Linked DNA regions of Homo sapiens: region 2 is linked to region 1. Evidence: read pairs that join two places in POLR2A ChIA-PET (ENCODE). Cell type or tissue: MCF 10A. All regions are shown on one strand.

What was found. ChIA-PET counts read pairs that join two places held together with the same protein. Peaks named below come from ENCODE experiments on the same cell type or tissue, not always from the same donor. Only the 100,000 strongest peaks of a DNase experiment are listed, where the experiment ranks them.
Region 2: POLR2A ChIA-PET joins it to region 1 with 6 read pairs; 1 of 35 experiments calls an interaction of 5 or more read pairs at or near these places.

What each region holds. Positions count from the first base shown.
Region 1 is chr13:40,058,542-40,062,541 of GRCh38, forward strand. No RefSeq gene overlaps it. Among named protein-coding and RNA genes, the nearest start is that of LINC00332, 120 kb to the right of the region's middle. RefSeq lists enhancers at 532-721, 1,968-2,097. In MCF 10A, no CTCF peak of the experiment used is centred here; DNase peaks (open chromatin) are centred at 450, 1,210, 1,950 and 3,120.
Region 2 is chr13:39,916,620-39,920,619 of GRCh38, forward strand. No RefSeq gene overlaps it. Among named protein-coding and RNA genes, the nearest start is that of MIR4305, 250 kb to the left of the region's middle. In MCF 10A, no CTCF peak of the experiment used is centred here; a DNase peak (open chromatin) is centred at 2,412.

The DNA of each region.
Region 1 (4,000 bases):
ATGAACAAGCATGTAGCAAACAATACATACAAGATGTTTATGTCTCTCATTTCACAATACCAAGGAATAAACCAAACTACCCATTAATGATGAGATCTACTCTAATCAAAGAAGCAAAAATGGAACATATCAGAGGTATTGGGGTTTTCAATAACTGAGGTATAAGATGTCAGCTTATGACCAACTTTGTACTAAGGACCAGCTCTCTGAGATGGGACCTGACTCAACCAAAGTCAAGAAGCCATATCCCTTCTCTGATGATGAGTAGCCAGAAGCCTCAACCACAAGTGGACTGTATGACAAAATCAACAAACACAAATTCAAATGCTTACAGAGGCCAGACACACAATGGAAAGAGGTGAGGAAGGCTAAATATGAGGCACTAGACAGTGGTGAGGCACGTGGCAAAGCATCCTGTGAACAGGCAGCAGCCATTTAGTTCTAATAGCATTACCATTCTGGGCCTCTGTAGTCAGTGTTGCCAGATTTTAGAATTTTTAGAAGTTAGAAATCTAGATGTTTATGTGAAATTTCCTGGTTTTTGAAACAGTACATTTTGTACATTACACAACAGCACATTTTGTACATTATACAAAACATGACTAAAACCGAGATCCGACCTTGGGCCATCAGTTGCAACTCCTACATGAAACTGTAATCTATGATGCCTCTGAATACAAGGTAGTCAGAAAATGAAAGGAGTTCTATGTTCAGAATAGTCAGAGAAAACTCTAATTTTAAATACATTCACGTATCATTCCTGAAAATATTCTGACACATGCTGGAACACATGTCCCAAGTTTTAATCTGGAAAAGATAGCTTTGATACCTCCAGTTACCATTTTGAACCTCTTTAGAAGTTAATAGTAGTCCCACAAGGCCAAGAAAGAAAGAAGAAACAAGCCTAAATACGAAAAGGTGGAAAGCAGGTTTGAGCTAGACAGTATGTTTATTTTAGAGAATAAGGAACGTTAAAACTGTTTGAAACTTTCCAACTCTCCGTGTATTTCTTTTTCTTTCACTTGCTCATGTATTTCAAATATTAAATGCTTTTCCTCTGTTATTAAGAAAGTGTGTTTGAGTCATACTCAGAGGTCTAACCCATGATGATGACACCACATTCATTAGACAACTTCTATTCCTTTCTAAAAGTTTCGATCCAATATTAGCAGAACCTGAAAGCCTTCCAACTCACTAACCAACAGATGGCATGACCAACTTTCCCAAGAGACACGCAGCAGCACACAGGTACACACCTTCCCAGTGAGAGAATGCAAGGTTCAGCTCAGGTGTTAGACACTCAGAGAACACTTAATCAAACAACAAAACGGGTGGCAGCAGGGAGAAGAGGAAAGGTTCATTCCCTCTTCAGCTCCCACCCCCGGTTAGAAGTCCAGGGCATTTAAGGTCTACCACATTTCCATGTAGGGGTGGAAACATTATCTTTCCCTTGAAAGAAACATAGCCTTTGAACAGGAAATGGAGGGTCATCAGTTCGGGTTGGAACACACATAGAATAATAATGACACTACCTTTGCTGGTGTCAAATGTAAATTTGTTCAATAGTCCAGTGGAACAGTAACAAGGCACTTCTTCAGATGCCACCTGCTATTGAGTGTAGAAAATAACAACAAAAAAAATACCCTGTCGACTCACCCAAGTCAGATAATTACACGGACTGCAAAACATTCAGGCACGGAGCTCTGGAAACCTTTTAGGGGGTCCTTTATCATGCCCTGCCTTTTCCAGAATGAGACTAATTTGCTCCTATTTCAGCCAGCTCCAGCAAAGAGAGCGGGTAAAGGAGAGAAAAGAGAATGAATTGTCAGCATTATTGAAAAGATTCATGGTTAGTCACACTCACTCCAGGCAAGTTCCTTGCCAGACACCACACCACTCATTAGCAGACCTGAGAACTGGCGTGCCTCCCACAGCTGAGCAACAGCCTTGGGCCTGGCAGGTCCCCAGGGACCCACAAAGCCCTATGTTCTCCCACACCCTGCAATGAGAAAGACCAGTTTGGGCAGGCCTGGGTGCAATTGGCTCCCCAGATGCTAAGTAAATCTGTTCTATGCCCTGTGCTGCTTCAAATATAATTATTCAGGTGCTCAGCTGGTGTGGAAATCAAGGTAGCATCTCTTCAGGGTACACTGATGCAGTTACCTGATGGGGCTGCCATTTTCTCCCCAGGTTCCCTTCGGAAGACCCAAGAGATGGTCGTGTCTACAGTTTGTCAGCCTGTATGTCCTCATTTCCAGCTACAGCTGTGAGCTGCTGATCTTCCTGGAGCTGGAAACATTTATTTCCCTTGTGTAATACCAGCAATTTTAACTTAGATTTACAGTGCTTACCACTGAACCATTTGGGGCATTAAAGACTAATTCAATTCATTTGCAAGAGACAGGGTGGGCTGTAGGAATCATTGATGTCAATATCCACAGCAATGGGGAAACTGAGTCTGGGAGGCAAAAGGACTTGCTCAAAAGTGTAGAACAAAGAAGAGAAGCCAGGTCTTTGCTTTTCTATTCAGTCTCATCCCATTTCTTGGAGCTACTATCTCACAGAAAAAAAAAATACCATTTCTAGTTAGGACAGCAAACCGGTTACTCTTTACTGTATGAAAACACCATTCTCAGAATCACAACTCCCTAAAGTTCAGTCAAAACTTCCCAAAAAAAGCTGGCTTCTGTTAGAATGAGCTGCGCCCTCCACTGGGATCTGAAAGCAAAGGACAAGGACTAAGTCTTTGTAAACAATCACAACAGACACTGACCATGGTGAACATCATCCCATACGTCAGAGTAACATGCCCTCACATGGGTTCTGATGGAGAAGAACAGCTCCCCCATGCTGAGCTCTGCCATCCCTAGCATCAAAAGTACCATATAGCTGGATGCCAAAGCTGGTACTATTTGGTACATACTGATATGCATATTAGCTTGGATTTATGACACCTAGAAAAAGTGATCCTGGCCCTAAAATAAAATTCAAGTCCAAGAACGATCATTAACAATGTAAGTATGACTCAAAGCACTCAGACTACATGTCTTCACTTGGACTACATGTCTTCAGGTTGAAGACGCTTCACCCTGGCTTTGCAACAGAGTCACCATGATGACCCAGGCAAGTGTGGGATGTGTGGTAAGGGCTTGGGAAAATTCCTGTGGGTTTTTAGAGTTTTCATAATTCCCTGAAAGGCTGCTAGACCCAACTGCTTCTAAAGGAAGCATGTGGGCAAACTCAGAGATATGGGTGAAGGACATTCTGTGTCAATGGACACCGAGTACTGGGCCAAGAGGCCCCTGCTTATCTGTGTTCGTAGTTGGTCTACAAAAGAGTCACAGCTTCCCTCTTCCTCCTTAGCAGGGGGAAGTGGGCCTGAGGGAATGTGGATCAGCCCAGCCAGTGCCTGTTAACAAGGTGGCCTGAGGAGTGGGTACTGCCCCCTTGTCTTGTATCAGTCCTCCAGTCTCTGCCATTGGTTGTGCTCCTGAGTGAAAAGAGGCAGAGCCTAGGACAGGAGATAAAGTTAAAGGAACTCTTCACTCGATCCTAGAAGGATTTTGCTTATGAGTTGCTCAGATCTCCTACAGCCTCCCCCACCCTCACGGGTGCTAGGCTGGTAGTCAGTATTACTACTCTTGACCATGGCACCCAGCTTAACTCTATCATTGGCACTGCAAATATGCCCTGGACTACCTCCGGAAGTGTCTTGGGTGCATGCCAAGAAAACATCCCTCACCTTCTCACCTCCTATTTTTGCATTATTTGCTTTCAGAAGGGAAGTGATAAAAATGGATAATAGCCACTAATTTTTGAACAATTTTTCCAGGTACCACTCTAAGTGCTTTAAGTGTGTTGATTCTGTTAGTCCTCTCCACAACCCCATGAGGAAATAGTCTCCTCATTTGCACATGAGGGAACTGAAACACAGGGAATTAGGTAACCTACAGTAGCCGTGCAGCTAGGAAGTGGCAGAGCTGAGATTTGAACCCAGAGC
Region 2 (4,000 bases), 140 kb before region 1:
CCTCTGTAGCTTTTAAACTTAACTGTCTGATGGTTGCTTTAAAATCTTAATTACATTATATTGTCAATAAAGCCACCTCTGTTTGGCCTTTGTTGTCCTAGTATTTTTATCCTTTCTTCCAAGTTTATAGAAGTTTGAAATTTAAGCTAAAATGATTAGAAGCTGTAACTGCATCCAGGAGGCTCGGAGAATATTTGAACTTGCAGTTACGAATTAACCAGTTAGTCCAAAAAAAATACATTTTTGATTATTTTAAGATAACAATAATTCTATTATTTTGATTTGGAAACTTGAGGTTCAAGGAAACCTTACATAACCTATGTAAAATCAGAGGCTGAGCCCACACACTGCCATAGACTAATCTGCTCTGTGAATGGACAGGATATTTGCTAAGCTTTATGATGTAGCAAATTACTGGTCCCCTGGAGCCAGGAGAACTTTTTATATTGTCCATGTGATCATCTACTCCAGAAGCATCCCCAAGGTCATGAATGCTGTATGTTTTGAACATGTATGTTATCCCCTCTTTTTCACTGACTCGGTTGTTGGTAACTGAGGTATTATTAAGACAGGTAGACAGTTGGAAAATCACCGCTTTAATCTGGTATTCTCTCTTTGTGCCCTTTGGATACATGAGCATCCATTGTTATCTGTCTTGCCATTTTAGACCATCCCTGAAGTAGTTTGGATCTGTACTGAAATTAGTGAAGACTGGTAGGCAAGGCTAGTTTATGGAATGAGAAATAGGTGTCTTGGAGAAAGAAATGGGAATGAAAGAGAAGAGCAGAAGGAAATTCGAAGGAGTCAAGAGGGAAGATTAATCCAATGGCTATTGGGCTGGGATGATCGCATAATATTGTAAGAGTGTGTGTATATATATACGTGTCTGTATGTGTGTGTGACCTGAGGTTTAAGCCCCTGGGTGTGTGTGTGTGTATAAACATATATATTGTTTAAACACATATATATACACACACACACACACATATATATATGTGTGTATATATACACATACGTATATATACACACATAAATTGTTTATATTGTATAAATTGTGTGTATATATATAAATTGTTTAAATTAAACTTTTTTATATATAAAAATATGAAATTCCAGGGCTGCCTGCATGAAAAATATGGCAAAGCACATTTGAATAATCTGTTCACCCATTCATTCACTCATAAATATAATAAGCATTTATGAAGTTGCTTAGTGTGTGCCAAACTTCAGATCAGTAATCATGTCTTAGAAAATGAAGACAGCATTACTTTACATCAATACTTTGCAAGTGCTTCTTTTCATGATTTCTAGCACTAATGCGCACATTTTGCAGATGAGAAAATGTGAACAATTAAGAGGTCAAATGACTTGCCTAAAGTCACAGCACAAACAACTTGCCGGACAGTGATTAGAAGACAGAGACTTTATATTTCAAATGTATTGCCTCTGGCTAACTAATAATTAAGGTTGAATTTGCCTGATATGATTTTTAGAAACAATTTTCTTCTAAGGCACAGAAGACCAGATTTCTGCACAAGTGTAAAGCTGATAATGCCTGCCCTTTTCTGGGATTATTCTCCTGTGGTATGATGCACAAAACATTTAATGCTAATTACTCATTTCTTAAACTTATTATCAGATGATGTCCTTGGTTTAGAAAAGGCCTTTTTGCCTTTTAAAATACACTATTCCAAATCAGCACAAAAGCAGTGACACTGAGGCATCCTGGCTTCCTTAATAAACATCAGCTATCTGGGACTGTCTTCTTACCTCCTAGACTAAAAGTGCTTATAAAATTGGATTCAAGACCATCACATACCAGAGAATGGAGATGCAGGAATCCCAATCAGATAATGATAACATTAAGAGGAGACAACTAATTTGAATTCTAAAAGCATGGGAAATGCTCAGGTCAAATTATATTGCACATAGAACTAAGCCAAGGGATATATCAAAGAGTGAGAAGGTTTGGGAAAAATGGTCAACTGTCGCAACTCATCCAGGACCACCATCTGTTACTGCCTGATGTTGGTCACTGGATAAAGAATTCAAATCCTCTGGGCCTTGGTGAACATCGTCTTGCCAGTTCTAGGCCTCATGGATAGTAGCCATCTAGTCCAGCGAATTGTGTTGGAAGCTGGCCTCTCTGGTGTTGTTTAGTGGAACAATAGCACAATTCCCTTGATTTATACATCCTCTGAGGGGGACACAACCTGACATCCTTTTTGTTGTCACAAACTGCTGTAAATTGTAAATCAGGTGACAGCCACACTCTTCTATTTAATGGACTTCCTCCCTATTTTTTTGGAACAGCTTTTCTTTGCCCATTGTCCTGATTTTACAATCTTCTGAAGCAACCCTTTGAGGCATAGGGATTTTCTGAGTAAATGAGTCAGGTCTCGGTATTGAGCAATGGCTGCTACAAGGAAACCTTGAGGCCCCATTGCAAATGTCATGCTCCTCCTTAACCAGAGCGTACCCAGGAGCAGATAGTAGCTAGCCACTAAAATTTCTTCAAGTCATATATGAGCTTGAGAATTACGTTAGCAACAATTCAAAGTTGCCCACTCTTTATTCTGAAAATTAAAAAAATGTGTATCTGATGATTACAGGACCATGAATGGCTTTTGGGGAGTCCATAAACCCCTGAAGAATTTTTAAACTTTCATTTTATTGTGGTAAGAACACCTAACATATGATCACCCTCTTAAATTTTAAGTGTACAATAATGTCTTATTATCCAAAGGAACAATGAAGATCTCGAGAACTTATTCATCTTGCATAATTGAGATTTTATGTCCATGGATTAGCAGCTTCCTATTTCTCTTCCCCTCTACCCCCTGGCAACCACCCATTCTACTCCCAGATTGTGAGTTTGACTATTTTAGATACTTCATGTAAGTAGAATCATGATTGTACACTGAAGACTACAAAACATTGATGAAAGAAATTAGACACAAATAAATGGAAAGACATCCATGGCCATGGATTGGAAGATATAATATTGTTAAGATGTCTATACTACCCAAAGTGATCTACAGATTCAGTGGATTCCTATCAAACTCTCTATGACTTTTTTTTCACAGAAATAGAAAAAAAATCCCAAATTTTATATGGAGTCACAAAGGACCCCAAAAAACCAAATCAATCTTTGAAAGAAGAACAAAGCTGGAAGCATCACACTTTCTAATTTCAAAATATATTCCAAATGATGGCAATGAAAATAGTGTGGTATGGGCATAAAGGCAGACATACACACCAATGCAACAGAGGAAAGAGCCCAGAAATCAACCCACATGTGTATGAACAACTGATCTTTGACAAGGGTTTCAAAAATACACAATGGAGAAAGGATAGTCTCTTCAACAAATGGTATTAGAAAAGCCAGATATCCTCATACAAAAGAATTATAGTGGACCCTTATCTTACACCATAAGCAAAAATCAACTCAAAATGGATTACACTTAATGTAAGACCTAAAGCTATGAAACTCCCAGAAGAAAGCATAGGGAAAATTCTCCATGACATTGGTCCTGGCAGTGATTTTATGGTTATGACACTGAAAGCACAGGTAACAAAAGCAAAAATAGACACATGGGAAAACATAAACCCCTGAACTTTAAGCATAACCTCCTCTGCATTTTTCTGAGATGAAGGTTCCTATCTTTAAACTGATTCTAAAAAAATGTCTGGAAATCTGTTGTACTGTAGTATGCCTGCTTAACTGTGCACCTTGGATCCTCCCTTAGCAAAATTTGATACACAATATATTATTAGACAAGGGGAATAAAATGTGAGTGCCAGCCCATTATTTACATTTGTTTGTATCTCATCATTTTTATTATTCATTATGATCTTTAATTGACACATAGTAATTGTATGCATTTATGGAATACAGTGTGATATTTTGATATGCATATACAATTGTGTAATAATCAAATCAGAATAATTATCATATCCATTACTTCAAACATTTATCATTTTTTGTGTTGAGAATATT